Linked DNA regions of Homo sapiens: region 1 is linked to region 2. The links are chromatin contacts, found by Hi-C or POLR2A ChIA-PET in ENCODE. All regions are on one chromosome and are shown on one strand. Each heading gives the region's core, a stretch centred on a gene start or an enhancer-like site at or near the end of the contact. The rest is flanking DNA. Distances are from core to core; before and after follow the strand shown.

Region 1 (6,809 bases), core at 3,033-5,532, 35 kb before region 2:
AACCCTTTCTTTATTGATGAATAAACTGAGAGGTTAAATAGTCACATAGCTAGGAAGTGTCTCAGCTGAGATTTAAACCCAGGCCATCCAATTCCAAAGCCTTTTCCACCACATTATACTACCTTAGTGGGATGGATACATTTTTGAATACAGCCTTTCAAAGTGTACATAATCTTCTATGCATGATCATGTTAAAAGGGACTAATGTAAAATTATTTTAAGTTTTTCTTTTCTCTTTTGGCTAAAAATTATTTTTAAAAGCTATTTTAAAAACCGATTGTTGGGCTGGGCATGGTGGCTCACACCTGTAATCCCAGCACTTTGGGAGGCTGAGGCAGGAGGATTGCTTGAACCCAGGGTTCAAGACCAGTCTGGGCAACATTGTAAGACATCGTCTCTGCAAAAAGTAAAAAATTAACCAGATGTGGTGGCACATGCCTGTAGTCCCAGCTTCTCGGGAGGCTGAGGCAGAAGGATTGCTTAAGCCTGGGAGGTCAAGGCTGTAGCCTGACTGCAGCTTGACAGATGGGTTTTTCTGTAGTAGCTTTAGCATAAGTATTGATAGTTGGCTTATTTTTACAACCTAATTCAGGGTAGGCATGGTGGTCCACACTTGTAATGCCAGCACTTTGGGATACTGAGACGGGAGAATCACTTGAGCTCAGGAGTCCGAGACCAGCCTGGGCAACATAGTGAGACCTTGTCTCTACAAAAATAAAAACATTTTCCACGTATGATGGCGCATACTCCTGTAGTCCCAGGTAGTTGGGTGACTGAGGTGGGAGGATCACTTAAGCTCAGCAGGTTGAGGCTGCAGTGAGCTGTGATTGTGCCACTGCATTCCAGCCTGGGCAATAGAGCGAGACCTTGTCTCAAAAAAAAAAAAAAAAAAATCAGCATACCGGATTTCCGTCTTAGGTTCTGTTATTAATAAAATGTAGTAATTGGGCTGGGCATGCTGGCTCAAATCCCAGCAGTTTTGAAAAGGAGGCCAAGACGAGAGGCTTGCTTGAGCCCAAAAGTTCGAGACCAGCCTGGGCAGCCCTGTCTCTGCCAAAAGACAGGTTTGGTGGCACGCACGTGTAGTCCAGCTACTTGGGGGGCTGAGGTGGGAGGGTCATTTGAGTCCCGGAGGTCAAGGCTTCAGTGAGCCTTCATCACACCATTGCACTCCAGCCTGGGCAACAGAGTGAGACTCTGTCTAAAAATAAAAAAATTTTTTAAAAGTAGTAATTGAAATAAAAATTTCACTATTAGTGTTTGTGTCTATTACAGGCAGTTTGTGACATGCTTTGTAGCAAAGCTTTAGTATATAATGCTGAAAATTATGTATTTTGCCTGTGCTAATTGTTTTCTTTGTGTTTCTTTTTCTTATAGAAAAAGATGGCAAAGCATTTCATCCAACTTATGAAGAAAAATTGAAGCTTGTGGCACTGCATAAGCAAGTTCTTATGGGCCCATATAATCCAGACACTTGTCCTGAGGTTGGATTCTTTGATGTGTTGGGGAATGACAGGAGGTAACAGTGTTTTTCTGTATAGTGAATTTAATGAGGATAATGTTGGCAAAGGGTACAATGTGTATTGGTTAAGGTGTAAGTAGCTGGTTCATTAGCTTAGGATAAGAACTGAACATTTTTGCTTGCAGCTTCTGGAGTCTTCAGATATTTATCTGTTTTTAGCTTAGAGATGTTTATGGTTAAATATTGTGGAAGAACTGTATTCATCTGCTTATGAACATAAGACAAGTAGAGCTTCATTTGATTCTTCCCAAATAATATTAAAAGTAGCCATTTAAAATATATAGTAATTGATTCCCTTATTGAGGCATAAAAAAAATTGTGACAAAAAAAGAATACATTGAGTATTTTTGTTTAATTAAGGCTCAAATATTATATAAGAAAAATAGGCCAGGTGCGGCAGTTCATGCCTGTAATCCCGGCACTTTGGGAGGCCGAGGTGGGTAGATCATTTGAGGTCAGGAGTTCAAGACCAGCCTGGCCAACATAGTAAAACCCCATCTCTACTAAAAATTAAAAAATTAGCCGGCGGTAGTGGCACATGCCTGTAATCCTACCTACTCGGGAGGCTGAAGCAGGAGAATCGCTTGAGCCTGGGAGGCAGAGGTTCTGCTGAGCCAAGATCGCACCAGTGCACTCCAGTCTGGGCAACAGAGTGAGATCCTATCTCAAAAAAAAAAAGAAAAAAGAAAAATTGATACTCTTTTGCTATATGGGAATCATCAGCAATGCAGTTGTTTGGATTGTATGTGGCGTATCTAATTTAGTAAATCAATACATACTTGTTAAAACTTGAAGTTTTGAGCCTTTTGCTCCCAATAGAATCATTCATTTTACTTACAATTGAGAATTATTCATATTTAGGTTTAAATTTAAAAGTTCTCATTCTACTAAGAAGGGGAGGTAACTTTTCTTGTTATTCCTTACAGGAGAGAATGGGCAGCCCTGGGAAACATGTCTAAAGAGGATGCCATGGTGGAGTTTGTCAAGCTCTTAAATAGGTGTTGCCATCTCTTTTCAACATATGTTGCGTCCCACAAAATAGAGAAGGAAGAGCAAGAAAAAAAAAGGTGAAGTTTGAGGGCATGGAATACTTTATTGCTGCGCAGCCCAGTGTACTGATGCTTTTGTTTTGTAGAGTGTCTGTTCTAGTTCTAGATCAGGTGTCTTGCTTTCCTTGGATCCCCATTTCTTGTGGCAATTGTTCAAACTTCCTGATGTGAACAGGTACTTGTATTATAAGTTTTGGGGGGAGGGAGGACTGCTTCCTACTGGCCGTGCCTTTAAAAGGAACCTCCCATCCATCATGGCAGCCTTCCTTTTGTTTTATTACACTAAGTTTCTGAATAAGCCCCACCATAAACTCAACCACTCCCTCCTCCCTATCCTCTGGTCTGACATACCCTTTGTTGCAGTCTCCCTCGAGCTTCTAGAATCCTCATGCTCCATTTCATGGTTTGCAACTATGCTACCTTATATAGACATTCATGTTGGCTTTGGCTTCCAGCTGGCTTATTGATTATTTTCAAGTTTTGGAGGAGGAGCTACTGAATGTGCTGTTTATGCTTATGGGATTCTCTGTTGTAGTTGTGAATTAGAATTATAGTTACACCTTATTTTTCTAGTGGCTATATTTTCATCAATTTTGACTATCTAAAATTTTAGGTGATGAAAATGATGCTACAAAACCAATTTTTCTTCAGGTTATGTTATACTTTTTTTTTTTTTTTTTTTTTTTTTTTAAGATGGAGTCTTGCTCTGTTGCTATTGCTCAGGCCGGAGTGCAGTGACACAATCCTCTGCCTCCTGGGTTCAAGCAGTTCTCCTGCCTCAGCCTCCCGAGTAGCTGGGAGAGGGATTACAGGTGCCTGCCACCAACCCAGCTAATTTTTGTGTTTTTAGTAGAGATGAGGTTTTACTATGTTGGCCAGGCTGGTCTCAAACTCCTGACCTCAGGTGATCCACCCGCCTGGTCCTCCCAAAGTGCTGGGATTACAGGCATGAGCCACCTTGCCCAGCCGATGTTATTCTTTAAAAACAATTGATTCTCTGGTTTCCTACCTTAACCTGGATTAGAAATAACAGATTAGAAGAGAAAATAGCTTGATAATTAGGGACATAATAGAAAGCATGAAAAATAGACACGAGAATTATAAAAGCATGGCAGTCAGGGGTCATTTAATATGAAGGTAAACTTCTCCATTACAATAGTATGATGTACAATTTTTATGTTTACAGCTGTAACCCCTGAGTTATCAAGAGATGGAACATTAGATATGATTTATTCCTATTTAAGATAATAGGAAATTGCTTGATTACATTTTCAGAAGATATTTATCCAAAGAAATTTTTTTTTTTAATCTAAAGGAAAGGTTTTGATTCTTATGAGAAAAGAATGAGATTTCTTTAACTGGAAAATTGATTTATGTCCTACAGTCCATTGTGTAGTGATGTTGGATCAATCAGGTATCGCTAGGGTGTCTGTAGAAGTATCTATATATTGCTTTTTAAGTTCTTATTTTAATGATATATATGCATATTTCTCTTAAGCATTGTCAAAAGTTACTACTCAACATATAGAGCTGCGTTTTCGTTTTAAAAATATACTTTTGTCATGGGATAAAGTCCACATAGAATTATTTTAAAGTGTTTAAGAGTAGACTTCATCTATCCTGAAGCTTAAGCTCTGGCTTGTGAACCTTCTTGCTCTGTACCAGCTGTGACACATTAAAAGTAGGTCATGGCCGGGTGCAGTGGCTCACGCCTGTGGTGGCTCACATCTGTAATCTCAGCACTTGGGGAGAACGAGGCGGGCAGATCACTTGAGTCCAAGAGTTCAGGACCAGCCTGGGCAACGTGGCAAAACCCCATCTCTACAAAAAAAAAATACAAAAATTAGCCGGATGTGGTTACAGGTCCCTGTAATTCCAGCTACTCAGGAGGCTAAGGTGGGAGGATCATTTGAGCCTGGGAGGCGGAGGTTGCAGTGAGCCAAGAATGTGCCACTGCACTCCAGTCTGGGTGACAGAGTGAGACCCTGTCTCAAAAAAAAAAAAAAAATAGGTCATGTTATTACAATATTTTGAGACTTGGCTGTGGCTCAGGTAGTTGTTAATCACTTATAGGAGTTAGAGGGGAGAAAGGTGAGGTAGCCCAGACAATTCTCGTGGTAGGTTTATGAAATAGTGTCTTATCTGATACTCCTTAGAAATCTTCCCTTTCATCCTGTCTGCAGGCTCCCTGAACACCATACCACTCTCAGACCCGGAAGATGTCCATTCCTAGCACAATAGGATCTGTTCTTTTTGGAAGGGTCTTGTGGGGTGGGTGAAAGCTGGGCAAGGGCTGCCCTGAGAGGTTAACCGTTCTTTTTTAAATTAAAAGCTTTACAAAAAATTTTAATTTCAGAAATAATACACAAATATATGCAATATAAAATTTTCATTTATGGCAGTATATGAAACACAAACTGAAAAAAATCTTTTTTCCCACATTTCTTTTAATTCCACTCTCCTCTGCATAGATAATAACTGATAAATTTAGGGTATGTCCTTCCAGATCTTTTCCTTTGTATTCACCTTTTTTTTTTTCATTAAGCAAGTGTATTACATGTCTTTACATATTAGGCAATGTATTTCTATCCTTTGGCTCTGCGATATTTCAGGGTGGATTTTTTACTTCTGTACACGTTTGTCGAGTGCTTGTTCTTTCCAGCACTGTGCTAAGCCCTGAGGATGTCGTGGTGTGAGATAGGCAGTCTCTTCCCCTATGGAGCATCTAGTTTAATGGGTAATGCAGATCTATTGCTGAATGTATCACACAAATTTAATTATAATGACAGCAGGTATTATGAAGGAAAAGCTTTTAGTGCTGTGAGCATATATTAGAGGGGATCCTTCAGGGTATAGGAATATCATAATGACTTAAGTAGTTTCTTATGATGGACACATTTCTGTTGCTGTGCAACAATAATTATTCTTGATGTGATTTGTATATTGTGCGATTGATTCCCTATAAGTTTCTGCTAGTAAAGTGTATGTATTTTAAATTTTGATGTATATATCCACATTGTTCTCTAAAAAGGTCATGTCAGTTTTCCCTGGGAGCTAAAGTTTTATTTTTAAACAGGATTCAACGTATAGGGTTCATTCTCTATCTTTGCCTTGTAGGAAGGAGGAAGAGGAGCGAAGGCGGCGTGAAGAGGAAGAAAGAGAACGTCTGCAAAAGGAGGAAGAGAAACGTAGGAGAGAAGAAGAGGAAAGGCTTCGACGGGAGGAAGAGGAAAGGAGACGGATAGAAGAAGAAAGGCTTCGGTTGGAGCAGCAAAAGTAAGTTTATTATGTGGCTTATGTTTTAAAATGAGAAATGGAAAAAAAATAGAATAAAAATAAGAAATGAGCGGGCCAGGTGTGGTGGTTCACGCCTGTAATCCCAGCACTTTGGGAGGCGGAGGCGGGCAGATCACCTGAGGTTGGGAGATCACCTGAGGTTGGGAGATGGAGACTATCCTGGCTAACACAGTGAAACCCTGTTTCTATTAAAAATACAAAAAATTAGCTGGGCGCAGTGGCATATGCCTGTAATCCCACCTACTCAGGAGGCTGAGGCAGGAGAATCTCTTGAACCCAGGAGGTGGAGGTTGCAGTGAGCCGAGATCGCGCCATTGCACTCCAGCCTGGGTAATGAGTGAAACTCCGTCTCAAAAAAAAAAAGGAATGTATTAGAAGGTTTGGGGGTTCACTTGCAGAACCCAGAGATTGGAAGCAGGAGCTGAGGTTGCTTGGTTGCGCTCTCTGTTTCTTGTCTCTGCTTCTCTCAGCTTATGTCTCTGCTTCATCCTTGCTCTCTGCAAATTGTCAACTGTCTGCTTTGGCATATGCAAGGCTGTCCGAGGATTTATTTGGTCTATGTTTCCATGCATCTGACAGAGACTGGCTGGAATCTGTGAGACCCAGTTGCAGTTTCCCAGGACAGAGAATCTTGTTGGTCCAGTCTATGTCAGATATCCATTTATAGTCCTTAGTACAAGATTTGGAGGCTTCAACTATTGCTTACTCAGTAAGGGCTTTGAGACTCAGAGACTGACAGGTTCTTCAAGAGGGAGCTGTGGGTACAAGGAGGCAGTGATTAACACCCATAAAACACTGGGAAGTAAGTCTGAGTTTGTAGGGGTGGCATGGCTTGTAGGTTAAACCAGAGAACATGAGAGTCCATTGATTTCTTCTCATTATTTCTGGGTAGTTCCTCAGAAAAAGGTTTAGTGCTAGCCTCAAACTAATCCAGGCCCTCA
Region 2 (7,488 bases), core at 2,328-4,827:
CAGTCACCTCTTAAGGGAGTAAGTCTTCAGTCCTGGGACCATGACCTCCCAAACTCCTGGTGGGTTCCTATACCTGCTTTCAGGACCAGCATCACTGATTTTTCCTATTGGTCAGGCTCCAATACAGCTCAACATGGTACTGTTATTGAGACCATCTTTAAGTAAAGTTTCAATATTTTTTCATCATAGATTTGTTTTCATTTTCATTTTTAAAATATTGCATTATCTATCTTGATTACTGACTTTTTTGGCATCCTGTTACATTTTGTGCCTGAGGCAAGTGCCTCACTCACCTCACCCTGGTCCCAGCCCTGCTGCATAGCGCTGCTTGAGTGTCCTCACAATATGGCAGCTGGCTTCCCCCACAGCCAGTGGTCCAAGAAAGCCAGGAAGCAGCGGCAACGTCTTTTATGGTCTAGCCTTGGAAGACACACTCTGTCACTTCTGCAATATCCTATTCATTACACAGGTCATCCCTGCTCAATGTAGGAGGCACTACATAGGAATGTGAATACCAGGAGACAAGAATTATGGGGTCACCTTAGAGACTAGCTACCACACCGAGTCTCCAGCCCAGACTCTTAGTGGTAGAGAGCAGCCTCCACAGAAGGAAACCAATAATCTGGTAAGGGAGTTTAGGGGCAGTGGGGAAATGTTGGTCACAGGATACAAAGTTTCAGTTAGAAGGAACAAGTTCTGGAGATGGAATGGATATGTTAACTATCTTGATTTAGTCATTCCACAGTGTATACATATATCAAAACATCATGTTGTACACTATAAATATATACAAGTTTTATGTGTTAATTTTTTTTTTTTTTTTGAGACGGAGTCTCACTCTGTTGCCCAGGCCAGAGTGCAGTGGCAAGATCTTGGCTCATTGCTACCTCCACCTCCCAGGCTTATGCAATTCTCCTGCCTCAGCCCCCCGAGTAGCTGGGAATACAGCCGCGTGCTACCACGCCCAGCTAATTTTTGTATTTTTAGTAGAGACAGGGTTTCCCTATGTTGGCCAGGCTGATCTTGAACTCCTGACCTCATGATCCACCCACCTCGGCCTCCCAAAGTGCTGGGATTACAGGTGTGAGCCACTGTGCCTGGCCAACTGTTTTTAAAAAACAATAAAACTGGTGAGGCTTTACCCCTTCTCCACCACCCTTCCCTGCCTTAGACCCTGAGTGGTACTGACCCAGAGCTGGCCCATGTGGGGCCCACTCACCTGATCACAGTTCACTGGTCCAGGAAGAAGCACCTAACCCAATTGGCTGTCTCCCAGGGTTTTTAAATTTGGCAGCGAGTGAGTTCCTCTGGTGGAAGATGGACCCTGTGGGTGATTGTTCCCAGCTGGGTGGGGAAATTAGCCTGGAGAGACCGGAGAACCCAGGCCTCAGTTCCCATTGTGCATGAAGCCGAGTGACATCTCTGTACTGCTTTTTAGTCCATTTCCTGCTGCCATACAGAATTCCACAGAGTGGGCCAGACACGGTGGCTCACGCACTTTGGGAGGCTGAGGTTGGCAGATCACTTAAGCCCAGGAGTTGGAGACCAGCCTGGGCAACGTGGTGAAACCCCGTCTCTACTAAAAATACAAAAATTAGCAGAGCATGGTGGCGCACACCTGTGATCCCAGCTACTTGGGAGGCTGAGGCAGGAGAATTGCTTGAACCCAGGAGGCGGAGGTTGCAGTGAGCGGAGATTGCACCACTGCACTCCAGTCTGGGTGACTGACAGAGCAAGATTCCATCTCAAATAATAATAGTAATAATAGTATAAAAAATTTTAAAAAGAATTCCACAGACTGGGTGGAAAAGAAATTGATTTCCCACAGTCCTGGAGGCTGGAAAGTCCAAGAGCATGGCACCAGCATCTTGTGAGGGCCCCACCATGGCAGAAGGATGGAAGGCAGAGGTAAGCATGTGAGACATGAGAGGGAAGTGGTCCAGAATCATCCTTTTTATCAAGAACCCACTCCAGAGATGATGGCATGGATCCATTCCTGAGGGCAGAGCCCTCATAACCTAATTACCTTGCAAAGGCCCCACCTGCCAATGCCACCATCACAACGGCAATTACATTTCAACATGAACATTGCTGGGGACATTTGAACCATAGCACTCTGTTTTGTCCATGGTCTGGGCTTAGAACCAATAAATTACCCCTTCCTCCCAAGCCTTCTTGAGTTGGGTGATGAAGTTCTGTCACCTCATCATCTCTTCCTGGGTGGCCTTCTGTGGAAGATGATGCTATCGGCAGTGTTTCTCAGCATGCAGCCAGTGCTATCGGCATCCACATCACCCAGGGCTCTTGAAAATATCAGTGCCTGGGCCCCCCCTCCAACCTGCTGAATCAGATTCTCTAGGGTGGGCCCCAGGCTTCTGCAATTTCAACATTGGAATTTGGGCAGGACTATGACACAGTGACTCACTGCCCCTCTCCAGCTGTCCTGTGTGTCCTGCAGTTCATGCTGCTTAGTGTTGACAGTGTCTGAGAAACCCAAAGTGTTGTAGCCCTGGGAGGTGGTATGTGGGCTCATAGCTTTGGGGAACCAAGTGGAGTTAAGAGCTGTGATAAAAGCACTGTGGGCGTTCCAGGCTGGGGTGGGGGCTGGAATCTGAGGAATGGAGGAGTATCTAGGAAAGTGGCTGGAAGCGGACAACATTGTGCTGGCTGCAGCTCATTCTTAGTGGGCAGGTCTTAGCAAGTCGTGTCATTCACAGCCCAGTTAAAAGATGTACTGGGCCGGGCACGGTGGCTCATGCCTGTAATCCCAGCACTTTGGAAGGCAGAGGTGGGCGGATCACCTGAGGTAAGGAGTTCGAGACCAGCCTGGCCAACATGGTGAAACCCCCATCTCTACTAAAAATACAAAATTTAGCCAACCGTGGTGGCAGGCACCTGTGATCCCAGCTACTCAGGAGGCTGAGGCAGGAGCATCGCTGGAACCCGGGAGGCGGAGGTTGCAGTGAGCCGAGATTGCGCCACTGCACCCCACCCTGGGCAACAGAGCGAGGATTCATCTCAGAAAATAAAACAAAAAGTTGAACCAAGATTGCAAAGTTCCCTTCCAGCTCCAAAACTCAAGCCAGGGGCCCTGTGAGACTTTCCCGGAAGTCTGGGCCCTGAGGTTGCTGAGGGCGCTTCCATGCAGGTGCCGCTTCCATCCAGGAACTGAGCTCTGCCCTTCCGTTTGTTTGTTCACTTCACTCCTCCCCTAGAGGCTGAAGTTGCTTCTGGGAAGGAGGCTGGGCACTTCTGGGCTGAGCCTTGTTTCCATAGCACCCAGCCACCCTGCCAGGAAGACACAGGTTTCTCCTGGTTGACTGTGAGAGGACTTTGACCCGCGCTCCGTTTCCTGCTGGGCCAGACTTAGGAGGAGGTACCGGGGCAAGCAGCACAGTGGGACTTGCAGGTCCCGGACCCAGCCCTTCATTCAGACCAGTTGTTCTGGAAGTTTGGGCCCCAACCAAGAGCAACAGCAGCAGTATCAGGAAACTTGTTAGAAATGCAAATTACCGGACCCCACCCTGGACCTACTAAATTAGAAACTCTAGGGTGGGGCCAGCCATCTGTGTTTTTGTAAGTCCCCAGGTGTCTCTCATGCACACCAAAGTTTCAGAAACACTTTATGCATTGTGTGCATGTGTGTGTGTGTGTGTTTTCTTTTTTTTCTTTTTTTTTTTTTTGCAGGATTTGACAGAGTCTTTATCTGGCTTCTGTTACATCTTATTCTGACTCAGGTTTACGGACACAATGCTGGAAAACCAGTTCCTGCTCTACCCACGCCTCAACTTGTTAAGAAGAAACAGTATCTAACACCGAGGCACGTCACATCTTCGCCATTCCCACTTCCTTTCTGCCCTAGGCATTCAATGTATGCCACCGGGGGCCATCAGGACTAGGGCTCTGCAACCACGGCAGCAGACAGGTGTGAAGCTCAGAGTCCCTCCTAACAGCCTCCCTCCAGCGTCTTCTTGGCCGCGGCGGCGAAGCAGCTCCGCAGGGCCTCGAACTCCCGCGCGCAGAAGTCCTTACTCGGCCCCGCAGGCGGCCAGCCGCTCGGGGAAGGCGCGGAGGCAGCTTCGCATGCGGCCCCACACCGCTCCGTCAGCCGACATGAGCGGCTATTCCCAGCGCCCCTCATGTGTGTGTTTTCAAAATGAGGTTTTGCTCTGTCACTGAGGCTGGAGTGCAGAGGTGCCATCATAGCCCATTGCAACCTCCACCTCCTGGCCTTAAGCAGTCCTCCTGCCTCAGCCTCCCAAGTAGCTGGGACTACAAGTGTGTGCTTGTTTTTTCTTTTGTAGAGATAGGGTCTTGCTATGTTGTCCAGGCTGGTCTTGAAGCCCTGGGCTCAAGCAATCCTTCCACCTTGGCCTCCCAAAGCACTGAGATTATAAGCATGAGCCTCCATACCCAGCCCAAGAACCCCCACTTTATTGTGTGATCAATTGTTCCAGTTTGCCCAGGACTCTCAGTTTTAGCACTGGGACTCTCTCTTTTTTTTTTAGACGGATTCTTGCTCTGTCGCCCAGGCTGGAGTGCAGTGGCGCGATCTCAGCTCACTGCAACCTCCACCTCCCAGGTTCATGCCATTCTTCTGCCTCAGCCTCCCGAGCAGCTGGGACTACAGGTGCCCGCCACCACGCCCAGCTAATTTTTTGTATTTTTAGTAGAGACGGGGTTTCACTGTGTTAGCCAGGATGGTCTCGATCTCGTGACCTCGTGACCCACCCGCCTTGGCCTCCCAAAGTCCTGGGATTACAGGCATAAGCCACCGTGCCCGGCTTTTTTTTTTTCTTTTTTCTTTTTTTTTTTTTTTTTGAGACAATCTCGCTCTGTCATCCAGGCTGGAGTAAAGTGGCACAATCTTGGCTCACTGCGACCTCTGTCTCCCGTGGTTCAAGCAATCCTCCTACCTCAGCCTCCCAGGTAGCTGGGACTACAGGTGTGTGCCACCATGTCCAGCTAATTTTTGTATTTTTTTGTAAAGACAGGGTTTCACCATGTTGCCCAGGCTGGTCTTGAACTCCTGAGCTCAAGCAATTCACCCACCTCAATCTTCCAAAATGCTGGGAGTACAGGCATAAGCCACCGCTCTCACCCATTCATTCAGTTTTTCAAAATCAGATCTGAGCTCCAGTCCTGGGAGCCTGGGGCAGCTTCTGATGCTAGGAGAGGCACAGGCCTGGCTACCACCATGGGTAGCAGAGGAGTGGGGTCAGCTCTGAACTTAGGAGAGTGATAGGAGGGAGAGGAGGCTGGGAGAGTAACAGGAGGGAAGGAGGGAAATTCTGCTGCCGCCGCCGCCGCCGCCGCCGCCGCTGCTGCTTTGAAGCTTTCCTGGGTAAATGGTGACAAGGACCACAAACCTCCTTACCTGGGCGAGAGCTTTGGGAGGTTTCAAAGCACCTTCACTTACATCACCCTACTGGATTCCAAATTACTCCTTAGAGCAGTGCCCATAAGAAATACTGCATTTGTCCAGTTTCTATTTCCTCTGCCTGAGCTTGAGCTGCTTTGGTGGCAGGGACCATCCCAGTGTCCCCATCAAACCTTCAGTGCCCAGTAGACAGAACCCTTGCCCAATCTTCCCGTCCAAATCCTGCATCTTCTGCAGGAGCTAGTTCCTCTGCAGGTCCTGGCAATATGGAGCACAGGGTCCATAGTTTTCCTCCCACCTATGGATTTCCTCTGGGCCATCACAGCCTGTTCCACAGACTGAATTTCAGCTCCCTGTCTTGGCCAGGGCACATCCTGTCTAATCACTCATGTTCACCCAGCTTTGCACCCTCTTCAGCCTCCCCACGTTTAAGCGAGGCAGCTGGCGGTGCAGGAAGAATATTCATCCATCTCCTAGGAGCTCAGGAGTCAGACCCTGGGCCCAGACTCCTGCAGCAAGTCGGGGCTTCTGTCACAAGCGCCTCACCTTACTGGCTTTGGCGCCATCTAGTGGACGCATCTGGGTCTGCGGGGACCGCAGCCCTTCCTGTGACCCAGAAGCAAAACCAGCAATTTACCTGGCCGTACATTATTTTTGAGTCCCGAATCCCAAGAGTCCACTCCCAACCCAGCTCAGCATGTATTGTCCACTGCCTGCTTAGTGCCGGACCAACACACCTTCACCTCACATCAACAGGGACTCAAACAGAGCCTCTTCCCCTCAAATCCCAGCCCCATACTCAACTGTGTGCACAAAAGCAGGCATTCGTCCTAACAAAGCAGAATGAAACAACCCAAACTTCCCTCAAGATGGGGAGCATGCATTCTACGGAATATTATGAAATGGATAAAAGGGTTTGCTGGATTGGAAACGTCTCCAAAAGCACATTAAAGAACAATACATACCGCATGATGCCGTTTATTGGAAGAAACAAACCCAAGCCTGATCCACTGTTCGCATATCCGTGTGAAATGCAGAGGGAGGGCTGGACACACACCAAGCTAATCACAGGGACCTTTAGGGAGGGATGGGGGTGGGGTAAGGGTGAAAGAGGCCTTTCCTTTTACACACCTTTACTGTGTATCTTTTTATATTTCTAAGGCAAAAGGTAAATTAAACAACCCCTGTGTTAAAGGTGGAGAGTGTCCAGGTTCTTGGCATCTTGAACAAAGAATTGGAAGAGACACACAAACAAAGCAAGGAAGGAATGAAGATTTTATTGAAAATGAAAGTACACTCCACTGTGTGGGAATGGGCCTGAGTGTAGGATTCAAAAGGCCCTGTTACAGAATTTGGGGGAGTTTAAATACCCCCTAGAGGATTCATTGGTTACTTCGGGTATGCCCTATATAAACAGAGAGGATGAAGTAAAGTTACAAAGTCATTTACCTGATATGCCCTATGGAGAGGATATTTCCGGTTATAGCTGAAGTGTGAATGAGCCTTATGTTCCCTGCCTCCAGACCCTATTTTCCTGCCTCACCTGGTGCCAGGAGCTGAGTCGCTGCTGCTCTCCCAGGTGCTCCATGATGAGCAGTGCTGGCCTTCTGATCCGACTCTCCCACACCCACACCAGCTGCCTTCCTGAGCCACCAGGCTCCCCAGTGGTGGCTCCTCTCCTTTGACGGCCTTGTCACCTCTCTGCAGTCTCTTCCCCTCACACCTGGCCGCTGCAGCCCCTCAGTGGTGAGCATTCGGTGGGCTGATCAGCATCCGCACACCGCTCCTAGTAAGGGGCAATCCCCATTTTGTGAGCTGTCATGGGAGCCAGGGCCCCTCCTCCCACCTCAAAGGCTAAAGGGGGCAGCATTCCTTCTCCCTTCCTGGGCATCTGGCTAACCCAGGCAAAGATGCAGGGACAGGAGCCCTCCCTCCCCGCTGTGGTGCCCAGCACCCCCGCCCATCATTACAGCCAATGCCTGTGGAGTTGTGGCAGGGGCTGCATTCAGCGATGCTGCAGCCCAGTAGTGGTGGTGACCACAGTCACCTCCCAAGACTGTCCCCGGCTGTGGCTGTGGCCATCCAGACTCCTGGTCAGCTCCCTGAGC

Evidence for each region. Hi-C counts contacts between places; a loop is a spot of excess contacts on that map. ChIA-PET counts read pairs that join two places held with the same protein, here RNA polymerase II (POLR2A). Pooled maps may share reads with other maps.
Region 1: a map of OCI-LY7 shows a loop between it and region 2 (5-fold over the local background). The contact joins two enhancer-like sites. A Hi-C loop is called at or near these places in 6 of 168 maps with a recorded cell type or tissue (B cell, Caco-2, GM12878 and 3 more), 12 of 37 single-sample maps with no recorded cell type and 11 of 50 pooled maps. POLR2A ChIA-PET finds 5 or more read pairs at or near these places in 21 of 52 experiments (A549, B cell, BJ and 16 more).

The regions. Positions count from the first base shown.
Region 1 is chr1:226,160,569-226,167,377 of GRCh38, reverse strand. It overlaps ACBD3 (acyl-CoA binding domain containing 3), which reads left to right. Exons shown (of 8, transcript NM_022735.4): 2 at 1,378-1,519; 3 at 2,449-2,589; 4 at 5,689-5,847. Among named protein-coding and RNA genes, the nearest start is that of ACBD3-AS1, 16 kb to the right of the region's middle. RefSeq lists an enhancer at 3,356-3,525. Within about 2 kb of position 4,282, at least 2 of the 41 ENCODE cell types and tissues checked have a DNase peak (open chromatin) inside an H3K27ac peak, as active enhancers do.
Region 2 is chr1:226,123,805-226,131,292 of GRCh38, reverse strand. It overlaps the pseudogene LOC112268255. Among named protein-coding and RNA genes, the nearest start is that of ACBD3-AS1, 20 kb to the left of the region's middle. RefSeq lists an enhancer at 5,791-6,085. Within about 2 kb of position 3,577, at least 20 of the 41 ENCODE cell types and tissues checked have a DNase peak (open chromatin) inside an H3K27ac peak, as active enhancers do.